2 separate regions of the Homo sapiens genome follow, and region 1 is linked to region 2. Evidence: chromatin contacts called from ENCODE Hi-C or POLR2A ChIA-PET data. All regions are on one chromosome and are shown on one strand. The core of a region is the stretch at or near the end of the contact, and the rest is flanking DNA. Distances in the headings are between cores, read along the strand shown.

The links. A loop is a pair of places that touch in the nucleus more often than their neighbours do. ChIA-PET counts read pairs that join two places held with the same protein, here RNA polymerase II (POLR2A). Pooled maps may share reads with other maps.
Region 1: a loop to region 2 is called in a pooled map, with 5 times the contacts of the local background. The contact joins the promoter of TERF2 here to the enhancer-like site in region 2. A Hi-C loop is called at or near these places in 4 of 50 pooled maps. POLR2A ChIA-PET finds 5 or more read pairs at or near these places in 3 of 52 experiments (Caco-2, T-cell and activated CD8-positive, alpha-beta memory T cell).

What each region holds. Positions count from the first base shown.
Region 1 is chr16:69,381,709-69,387,947 of GRCh38, forward strand. It overlaps TERF2 (telomeric repeat binding factor 2), which reads right to left and starts at 4,299. Exons shown (of 10, transcript NM_005652.5): 1 at 3,885-4,299; 2 at 3,683-3,778; 3 at 2,872-3,002. The coding sequence starts at 4,263. RefSeq lists a silencer at 3,915-4,294.
Region 2 is chr16:69,147,660-69,153,112 of GRCh38, forward strand. It overlaps UTP4 (UTP4 small subunit processome component), which reads left to right. Exons shown (of 17, transcript NM_032830.3): 7 at 2,878-3,049; 8 at 3,154-3,245. Among named protein-coding and RNA genes, the nearest start is that of UTP4, 18 kb to the left of the region's middle. Within about 2 kb of position 2,697, at least 2 of the 41 ENCODE cell types and tissues checked have a DNase peak (open chromatin) inside an H3K27ac peak, as active enhancers do.

The DNA of each region.
Region 1 (6,239 bases), core at 3,049-5,548, 240 kb after region 2:
AGGCTCAAGCGATCCACTCACGTCAGCCTCCCAAAGTGCTAGGATTACAGGTATGAGCTACTGCACCTGGCCCATACTTTCTATTTCAACACACAAAATCCTGAAAAGATGTTTACTCAAGGCTCTAGAGTTAATAAAATTCATCCAGTTTTTGCTGCTTTACCAAAGACATTCTTTTTTAAATTTTTTTTTAATGGGAGTTCTGAGCTTTTAAACAACTGTGACTAACATTCTTAATTAAAATTGGTAGTTTTAAAAAAAATTGTGGCAGTGAAGAATACAATGACTACTAGTACAATTACTACCATCTTGATCACGCTAAGGAATCACCCATTTTACTCATCCTTGCTTTTGTACCATCAATGCAAATGCCAATGCATTGAAAAAGTCAAATAATGTTTTGGTTCTGCTTATGAAAACAGTTTTGACCTCATGGCTTCTCTGAAAGGGTCCTGGGGACCTCCAGAGATCCCTAGACCATGCACTGAGGGTTCTAACTTAACAAATAACTTACTTGATAAACTTTGCGAAAGATTCAATATACTTTTAAATAAATTGTTTTGGCACTTTACAAAGCTTAAATGCATGAGCAAGGCTCACTGAACCTAGGCGTCTGTAGAATTTTCCCGATCATTAACAGATTCCGTGACTGTAAATGAGAAACTTTTACAAAGTAAATTGAAGAGATGGATGAAATAATATCATTTAACAACTAGGAGATCAAGGTAATTGTGGTTGCCAACCTCAAAGGCAGCCCCCAATGCGCCTCACCTCTTGCGGAGTCCCATTCACACTCTACCAGAGTGAGTCTAGTCTGTATGACCAAGAGCATATGGTGGAAGTGATAATGTGTCACTTCCAAGATTAGACTCTACAAGAATGAGACTTCTGCCTTGGGTTCTTGCTCTCTTGCATGATTTGCTGTAGGAAAACAAAGCTGCCATGTTGCAAGCAGCCTTATCTGTGAAGAGGCCAGGAGCTGAAGTGTCCAGCCAACAGCCAGTAGGAAAGTGAGTCTTGTTAACAACTATGTGAGTAGGGAAGCAGTTGAGTCTTGAAATGACTGCAAACCTAGCTGACAGCTTGACTGTAACCTCATGAGAAACCCTGAGCCAGAATCACTAATAGACTCCTGATCCTCGGAAACTGAAAGATAATATTAACTGTTTTGAGCTGCTTATTCTTGGAGTAACTTGTTACACTGCAGTAACAATAAGCATAAGATCTAGTACGTGGTGGAGACTGGAAAAGGAGAACAGAGTCAACGTAAGAAAATGGCTACTCTGAGAGCTTAGATTTTTCTAATAGATTTTTCCTAATGAACCACCCAAATAAGGAGCTCTATGAGCCTAAATAATAATAATAAATACGCAGCTGAAAGATGAAAGCCCACAAAGACTCTTCCAGAAGAGGGGCCAGATGGCAAATCTATAGCCCTTGTGTTCTAAAGGAGTTGCTACAGGTTGAGCATCCTAAATCTGAAAATCCGAAATCTGAAATGCTCCAATGAGCATTTCCTTTGAGTGCCATGTTGGCACTCAAAAAGTTTCAGATTTGAGGGCATTTGGGATTTCAGATTTTTGGATTTGGGATGCTCAAACTAAATTTAATGCAAATATTCCAAAATCTGAAATCCAAAATGCTTCTGTTCCCAAGTATTTTGGATAAGGGATACTCAATGTGTACTTAATAGAAGTTAAATGAATTATTCTAAACTGGTACCCATTCAAAAGATCCTTAACAGTTCTGAAAGTAGGCATGAATTTCTCCTCCCTTGATAATGTCTATTCTGGCATATGCCTCCCCTCAACCTAAACCTGATTTTCCTATACTAAAAATGTACTCTTGAAATTATTCTTCCTTGGAAATGACTAATATTTAAGCATTTCTTTACCAGACCAAAAGTAGTATCTGCCCAAGGTCCTTAATTAAATAAATAAAATATGTGCACCTCATGCACACTAGTTGTTTTTTAATAGGGTACCCAAGTACAATGTACACAGCCAAGAGACAGGTTTTCCTTGTGAAGCAAGGTTTTTCTTTCTACCCCACCCCCATCTTTGGGATCCCATCCTTTTAGGGGTGCTCTTTTCTTAACCATTTCCCTATTTTCTACCACCAGGGCAATGCTTAGCTGATGTTTTCCATCTTCACCTCTGCATCTGCTTCCACACCCCCCAGCCTTGGTTTTGGGGGAAGAAAAATCTTTTTCTAACTGGTTCCCACAGCCACTTCTATGTTTTAAATTAAAATAATTTCTACTGTTTGAAGCTACCTGAGCCACAACACAGTGACAATCCCAAATTCCTAGACACTCCATTAGCTTTTTTCTTGAATTCAAGAACACTGCCTGTGCCGGATTTCTATCATTCTTCTACCATTACTATTTTGCTAGCTGGCTCATTATCCCAGCACCTCTGATTCTAATCTATCTGTTCAAAAGGGATATTCTCTAAGCCCCTCTTTCTGCAGACAGAAAGAACTCAAAGTCAGTACCACATTTTCCAAGGCCCCAGTTTATCTCCTTGGTTTATTATAAACAAGGGTGACCAAACCCTAGGCCAGAGTTACTTAAGGCCCTTGTAGAGTGCTCCCGAATGGTGCAGTAACCTCCAAAATGTCAGAGCTTCAATGCCAAAGCCACAAGGAAGACCACCCAAATCACAAAAACTGAGCAACTGCCATTACTTCCCAAGCCTGGGTGGGAAAGGAGACACCTGAAGAAATAACGTCTGTGTGTGTGCTTTCTTGCTTGCTCAATCTCTCCCCATTGCTGTTTTCCTCTGCCCCACACAGTAAAGAGTAAGTGCTGTATCCTCAAAGACCCTTGATTTTTGGTCAAAGAAAAAAGATATAAAAATAGAGCCTTACAGCTTCCTTGACCAGTTTTCTACTGGATTCGACCACTGCTTCTGTCAGTGTAAATTCCGTTTTAATCATCTCCAGCACATTGATAGCTGATTCCAGTGGTGTGAGCTCAGCCTCCATATCAAAGGAACAGTCTAGGACAAAGCACAGTTTTCATTTTTAAGCTCTTTTCTAAGGGTAAAAAAGTTATGTCCAAAAATTATATATATATATTTATGGAAATGGAGCATGCAAATATGGTAAGATTTGCATTTAATTTTTTGACATATTTGCTACAGGTTGACATACACGATAAGGGTCCAAATTCAAATCAATGAATTTAACGTGACCATTTTTTAACACCTGTCAAGACAGGCAAAAAAATTATTTTTAAATACCTGCATTTGCCTCTCAAATTCAGAATATACCCATCCTCCTCAGATACGAGTGGCAAGAAACTGACAACAGCTAAATAGCTTTCAAGTTAAATTCAGAGGGGAAAAATGTCAGAGTACTTCCACTCTGAAAAACTCTCTACCATGGGGGAAAAAAGATGTCCATATGAACATAACTCACTTTAGACAGGAGCAAAGTTGGGGTGAGCAATTAACAGGTGGGAGAAGATTTAAAAAAAACACAGAAAAGCAGCCAAGACAACCTTAACCGGAGAAAACTAGAGCCAGTCGAGCCAGAAAACAGACCCATCGTAGAATGAAAAAGACCACTCTGATGGAAACTATCGCACTTTAACCTGGAATCCTTCAGTTCTAGATATAAGTTTTAAAACAAAACCCTACGCAAGTAAGCCCAGAGAAGAACACAAAAATAGCCATACCTAAATTTTCCCCTTCTTCAATCCGCGACAGACACTGCATAACCCGCAGCAATCGGGACACGGTGTGCTCCTTCCCCAAGGGCCTGACAAGCAAAGCTGGGAGAGAAGACATCGTTGGCTGGGCGACCCCCAGTCCCGACTCCCGGTCCCCCGGACCCCCTTCCCCGGCGCTCCAACCCCCCTCCCCCGGCCCGGCCCTCACCCTGCATGATGTCCCGGATCTGTCTGAAGTCCCCGTACCGGCTACCCCGAAAGGCCCGCAGCGCCTCGTGGAAGTAGAACTTGAGCACCCAGCGATTGACTGCCTCTTCCAGCCGTGCCTCCCCCGCGCCGCGCTCCGCCGGGCCCCCCAGCCCCGGCTCGTGGCGCCCCCGCCGGGCCCGCCCGCTACTGCGGGACGCCCGCCTGCCAGCTGCCCGCCCGCTGCCGTCGCTACTCCCGCCTCCTCCCGCCATCGTGTCCGATCGCCGCGCGCCCTCCCCGCCCTCCCGGCCGGGCCGCTTCCTCGGCTGTGACGCCGCTGGGTCACGCACGACGCCCGGGCCGGAAGCGGGGCCCGCCGTCCCGGCTCCCGCGGCCATGATAGAAACAGCGTTCCGAGCCGCCCGCGGGCTTCTGGGAGGGAAAGGACCGGAGGGCCCGGCCCCCTTCTCAGACGCCGTAGTTCCCGATGTGCCGGCCGCAATGCCTCCTGGGGCTTGAAGTCCACACCGCCCAGGCCGGTGAACCCGGCGGGTTTTGCAGTCAACTTCGCTCCGAATTTACAGAAAACAGCTACTATGCTAGGGACGCGGAACAGTGTATTAGAGACTGAAAAACAGGCCGGGATCGGTGGCTCTACGCCTGTAATCCCAGCACTTTGGGAGGCTGAGGCGGGTGGATCACCTGAGGTCGGGAGTTCGAGACCAGCCTGACCAACATGGAGAAACCCCATCTCTACTAAAAATACAAAATTAGCCAGACGTGGTGGCGCATGCCTGTAATCCTAGCTACTCAGGAGGCTGAGGCAGGAGACTCGCTTGAACCCGCGAGGCGGAGGTTGCGGTGAGCCGAGATCGCGCCATTGCACTCCAGTCTGGGCAACAAGAGCGAAACTCCGTCTCAAAAAAAAGAAAAGAAAAAAAAGAAAACCAAATATGTGCACCTTATTAAACACTTTGAAAATTGTGGAAGAGAGCATACACAGAGGAAAGTCTTTAAACAAATTTGTATTTTAACAAATACTGTAATTATAAAGCAAAGACCAGTGTGATACCAATAAATAGAATGCACCTGGCAACCCAGCCGCTAGACATATACTCTTTGTAATCACAAAAATAACACATTTTGTTGTAGAACAATTAGAAAAATAAGCAAAAGGACCACCCATAGTCCCATAGAGGGTCTGAGTCACTTTCAGATATCTCTGATACTCTTGGAATTCACCAACTGGCACTTGACCAAATGGAGAACCTCCAGCTCAGACCTTAGTTCAGGATGGTGGTTGTGGGTGCCTCTTCCTGAGAGGCCCAGTAACTGGTCTAGCTTCAAAGATTGTCCTACCAGCCCCACTAGTCTGGAACCTGCAAAGATCCAGTTTGGGGCCACTCAAAGACAACTCAGAAGTGCAGGTGGCCATGTCCTTGAGGATGTGAATCCCATGCTGGACCTGTGAATTAATATCAGGACCTTAATATGTATAGTATCCTGGAAAGCCAAAAGTTCTATGAGGTACACGTTCCGGGATGAGAGAAGAGGCCTCTAGGTCTGACTGATCTTTGGTGATCATAGCTGCTTTTCTTTTTTTTCTTTGTTTTTCTTGAGATGGAATCTCGTTCTGTCGCCCAAGCTGGAGTGCAGTGGCACGATCTCGGCTCACTGCAAGCTCCGCCTCTGGGTTCATGCCATTCTCCTGCCTCAGCCTCCCGAGTGGCTGGGACTACAGGCGCCCACTACCATGCCCAGCTAATTTTTTGTATTTTTAGTAGAGACGGGGTTTCACTGTGTTAGCCAGGATGGTCTCCATCTCCTGACCTCGTGATCCGCCCGCCTCGGTCTCCCAAAGTGCTGGGATTACAGGCGTGAGCCACTGCGCCCGGCCCATGGCTGCTTTTCCATTCCAGCCTGCTTGCCTTAACCAGGAACCAAATCACTTGCCTTTATTTTAGTTTTTTTGAGAAAGTTTCACTCTGTAATGCAGGTTGGAGTGCAGTGGCACAATCGTGCTCACTGCAGCCTTGAACTCCTGGGCTCAAGTGATCCTCCTGCCTCAACCTCCCAAGTAGCTAAGACTACCAGCGTGTGCCACCATGCCTGGGTAATTTGAAATTTTTTTTCGTAGAATTAGGGGTCTTGCCGTGTTGCCCAGGCTGGTCTCGAACTCCTGGCCTCAAGCACTCCTCCCACCCTGGTCTCCTAAAGTGCTGGGGATTTCAGGGTTGAGCTACTATGCCTGGTGCCAAATCACTTGCCTTTCAATTCTAACTTTTTTTTTTTTTTTCTGAGACAGAGTCTTGTTCTGTTGCCCAGGCTGGAGTGCAGTGGCACGATCTTGGCTCACTGCAACCTCCGCCTCCCG
Region 2 (5,453 bases), core at 1,447-3,946:
GATATCTTGGGGATGGGACCCCAGCCTATACAAGAAATGCATTTATGTTTCATACGTCCCTGATACACATAGCCTGACGGTAGTTTTGTACAATATTTTATTCATTTTGTGCATGAAACACAGTTTTGACTGTGATCCAGCAGATGAGGTCAGATGTGAAGTTTTCTACTTGTGGTGTCATGTTAGCACTCAAAAAGTTTCGGATTTTGGATTAGGAATCCTTTTTTTTTCTTTTTAGCTGGGACTACAGGCTCATGCCACCACGCCTGTCTAATTTTTGTTTTGTTGTTTTGTTTGTTTGTTTTGTTTTTCGAGACGGAATCTTGCTCTGTCGCCTAGGCTGGAGTGCAGTGGCGTGATCTCCGCTCACTGCAAGCTCCGCCTCCCTGGTTCACGCCCCATTCTCCTGCCTCAGCTTCCCAAGTAGCTGGGACTACAGGCGCCCGCCACCACACCCGGCTAATTTTTTGTATTTTTTTTTTCAGTAGAGATGGGTTTTCACCGTGTTAGCCAGGATGGTCTTGATCTCCTGACCTTGTGATCTGCCCGCCTCGGCCTCCCAAAGTGCTGGAATTACAGGCGTGAGCCACCGTGCCCAGCCTAATTTTTGTATTTTTAATAGAGACGGGGTTTCATTATGTTGGCCAGGCTGGTGTCTAACCCCTGACTTCAAGTGATCCGCCCGCCTCGGCTTCCCAAAGTGTTGGAATTACAGATGTGAGCCACTGCGCCCGGCCTAATTTTTGTATTTTTAATAGAGACGGGGTTTTATCATGTTGGCCAGGCTGGTCTCTAACCCCGACCTCAAGTGATCCGCCCGCCTCAGCCTCCCAAGGTGCTGTGATTACAGGCCTGAGCCACCACGCCTGGCCCTGGATTAGGAATCTTCAATCTGTATTAGTATAGCTGTTTGAGTTCCTGCCTTCAATTCTTTTGGATGTATATCTTCATTACTTTTTTTTTTTTTTTTTGAGACACGGTCTTGCTCTGTCACCCAGGTGGAGTGCAGTGGTGTAATCCTGGCTCACTGCAGCCTCTGCCTCCCAGGCTCGAGCAATCCTACCTCAGCCTCCCAAGTGGCTGGGACTACAGGCATGCACCACCAGGCTAAGTTTTTAACATTTTTTGTAGAGATGCAGTCTCACTATGTTGCCCAGGTTGGTCTCAAATTCCTGGGTTGAAGTGATTCTCCTGCCTTCCAAAGTGCGGGATTACAGATGTGAGCCATCACATCTAGCCACATTACTACTCTTGTTTGGGTTTTTTGTGTTGTGAGTTGTGTTTTTTTGTTTTGTTTTGTTTTTTCTTGTTTATTTCTTTCATTCTTTTTAAAGATGAGACTTTGGGAGGCTGAGGCGGGCGGATCACCTGAGGTCAGGAGTTTGAGACCAGCCTGGCAAACGTGGTAAAACCCTGTCTATACTGAAAAATAAATACAAGCCTGGGCACGGTGACTCACACCTGTAATCCCAGCACTTTGGGAGGCCGAGGAGGGTATATCCCCTAGGTCAGGAGTTTGAGACCAGCCTGGACAACATGGTGAAACCCCATCTCTACTAATAATACAAAAATTAACCAGGCATGGTGGCGCACGCCTGTAATCCCAGCTACTCAGGAGGCTGAGGCAGAAGAATGGCTTGAACCAAGGAGGCAGGGGTTGTGGTGAGCTGAGATCGCGCCATTGCACTCCAGCCTGGGCGACAAGAGTGAAACTCTGTCTCAAAAAAAACAAAAACAAAAATTAGCCGGGTGTGGTGGTGTGTGCCTGTAATCCCAGCTACTTGGGAGCCTGAGGTGGGAGAATCTCTTGAACCCGGGACGGCAGAGGTTGCAGTGAGCCGAGATCATGCCACTGCCCTCCAGCCTGGGTGACAGAGCGAAACTCCGTCTCAAAAAATACAAACAAACAAACAAAAAAAGATGAGGTCTCACTATGTTGTGCAGACTGGTCTCCAACTTCTGGGCTCAAGTGATCCTCCTACCCAGTCTCCTGAGTAGCTGGGACTACAGGTTTGTGCTGCTCTGCCCACCTTGTTTATTTAAGAAACTTTTTTATTGGTGTTTCTTGCATTTTTTTTTCTTTTTTTAAGCCAGAGTCTCGCCCTGTTGCCCAGGCTGGAGTGCAGTGGTGCGATCTTGGCGTACTGCAACCTCTGCCTCCCAGGTTCAAGTGATTCTCGTGCCTCAGCCGTCCAAATAGTTGGGATTACAGGCATGCGCCACCACGCCCAGCTAATTTTTGTATTTTTAGTAGCGACGGGGTTCACCATGTTGGCCAGGCTGGTCTCAAACTCCTGGCCTCAAGTGATCCACCCAGCTCAGCTTCTCAAAGTGCTGGGATTATAGGAGTGAGCCACCATGCCTGGCTGATGTTTCTTGGATATTTTTAATGAAATAAACGTTATTAAGAAACACCTGTTCTAGTTCCAAATAAAGGATTTTCAGTATTTTTATTGGTTTAATACATTTCTTTAGTGATAATAACTTGATCATGTTAAATATTCGTATTAAATAACATGATATGAATTTCTTTGTTAGGTTTTCTCTTATGTTCTTTCGAAGGATTTAAATTTCTCAAGTAGGTCCTAGGTATTTTCTCTCTCTCAATGCTATTCTAAGGAGATCTATGTTGGGTATATGAAGCGTTGCTGTACTGTAGACGTTAATTTTGTCAGTAGGGGGCGCATTGTTACCAGTGTCTGAGCTTGCTCCTTTGATGGAATCCTTAGCTTCTGGAAGGAAAAGACCCTTGTAACTTTCCTACTGATTCTGGGCATAGGTTTACCCCTAAGCTGCTGAGACAGAAAGCCTCGGAATATTTTTCCAACCAGACCTTGTTTTGCTTACGTGTACCTCCCTCATGATTTAATTCCTCAGCAAGAAGACAGTTTCGTGGTGGGCACAGCCGAGGGAACAGTCTTCCATTTTCAGCTGGTCCCTGTGACATCTAACAGCAGTGAGAAGCAGTGGGTGCGGACAAAACCGTTCCAGCATCACACTCATGACGTGCGCACTGTGGCCCACAGCCCAACAGCGCTGATATCTGGAGGTGGGTTCCCCCTCTGGTGAGGCTGCTGCTTTACCCTGCCCAGTTCTGGCTGTTCTCGTGAGGATGACTTCTAATTCTGTACACCTTCTCCCCTGCTTTCCCAGGCACTGACACCCACTTAGTCTTTCGTCCTCTCATGGAGAAGGTGGAAGTAAAGAATTACGATGCCGCTCTCCGAAAAATCACCTTTCCCCACGTAAGTGTCCATTCCAAGCCCCTGCTAACCCCTCATCTCCCCATCCCTGTGTCCCCCTGTCCCACAAGCTCTGAACACAGCTCACGCTCGGCAAATTTGTAGGACTTTTTTTTTTTTTTTGAGACAGAGTTTGCTCTTGTTGCCCAGGCTGGAGTGCAATGGCGCGATCTCGGCTCACCACAACCTCCACCTCCCGGGTTCAAGCGATTCTCCTGCCTCAGCCTCCCGAGTAGCTGGGATTACAGGCATGCGCCACCGCGCTCAGCTAATTTTATATCTTTAGTAGAGACTGGGTTTTTCCATGTTGGTCAGGCTGATCTCGGAACTCCCAACCTCAGGTGATCTGCCCGCCTCAGCCTCCCAAAGTGCTGGTATTACAAGTGTGAGCCACCACGCTCAGCTTTGTGGTCCTTTTTTTTTCTTTTTTTTTTTTTTTGAGACTGAGTCTCTCTCTGTCGCCCAGGCTGGAGTGCAGTGGTGCGACTCCACTCACTGCAAGCTCCGCCTCCCAGGTTCATGCCATTCTCCTGCCTCAGCCTTCCGAGTGGCTGGGACTACAGGTGCCCACCACCACGCCCGGCTAATTTTTTTATTTTTAGTAGAGGTGGGGTTTCACTGTGTTAACCAGGATGGTCTTGATCTCCTGACTTCGTGATACGCCCGCCTCGGCCTCCCAAAGTGCTGGGCTTACAGGCGTGAGCCACTGTGCCCAGCCCCTGCCTTTTTTTTTTTTTTAACCATCTGGGACATGGAGATATTGTAGGACTTTCTGTAGCTACCTTCTTCATTCCTTCTGTTTTTGAGGCAAGCCACTGCAAAGACATTTATGGGGGCAGGAGATATGCAGCAGCACACCTAGTTCAGTTTCTGGGGAAATTTTTCCCTTTTCCAAATAGTTGTGGGTTATGGGAATTTTGTTAGTTTGTCTTTCAGGGTAGGCTCTATTCTGGGTGGGAGCGGGAAAACCCAGGCTTCCAGTGTTCTAGGTAAATGGTACCATCTTCCCAAGCTAGAAAACTTGCTCCCCACACCTGCTGCCCCATTCATTCAAGCAGTAAACCTCATTGAGTCTACTCATCAGTATCTTTATACATATGTTATAGATATAGATAGATAGATAGATAGATCAACAGCTCTATTGAGGCATACTTGATATATTAAAAATCATACATATTTAATGCATATGGTTTGATGAGGTTGAACATAGTCCTCATAATCTCTTGAATCGAGTCATTCATTTCTCTTTGTCTACGCTGGCATCATCCTAGTTTGGATCAGTGTCTTTTCTCATCTGGGTTCCTTTACAGTAGCTTCTTAATCATGTCCTTTTATTTGCATTTGTGTCATTCTAGCCTATTCTTCATTGATCTTATTTTATTTTATTTGTTTTTGTTTTTTTGAGACAAGGTCTTGCTCCGTCACCCAGGCTGCACTGCAGTGGTGTAATCTTGGCTCACTGTAACCTCTGCTTCTTGAGCTCAAGCAGTCCTCCCACATCAGCCTCCCGAGTTGCTGGAGCTGCAGGCATGCGCCACCAGGCTCAGCTAATTTCTGTTTTTCTTTTTTTTTTTTTTTTTTTTTTGAGACAGAGCTTTGCTCTTGTTGCCCAGGCTGGAGTGTAGTAGTGAAATCTCGGCTCACTGCAACCTCAGTCTCCTGGGTTCAAGCGATTCTCCTGCCTCAGCCTCCCTAGTAGCTGGGATTACAGGCACCCGCCACCACGCCTAGGTAATTTTTTTTGTATTTTTAGTAGAGACAGGGTTTCACCATGTTGGCCAGGCTGGTCTTGAACTCCTGACCTCAGGTGATCCACCTGCCTTGGCCTCCCAAAGTGCTGGGATTACAGGCATGAGCCACTGTGCCCGGCCTCGGCTAATTTTTTTATTTTTTATTTTTTTTAATAGAGGCAAGATCTCACTATCTTGCCCAGGCCAGTCTCAAACTCCTGGTCTCAAGCAATCCTCGCACCTCAGCCTCTCGATTGCTGGCATTACAGGCATGAGCCACTGCTCCAGGCCCATTGATCTGTTTTAAAGCACCTTTGTTCATCACTCCATGCTTCAAAGCCTCTGGTTATCCCTGTTGGCTTCAGCATAAAGACAGTTTCCTTAGTGTGTCTTATAGAACCTGTCTCCATCCAGGCCTGGCCCTTCAGCTTCTTTTTGCACCTCTCGTGCTTGTAGCACCCCCACCCAGGCTAGCCATTCT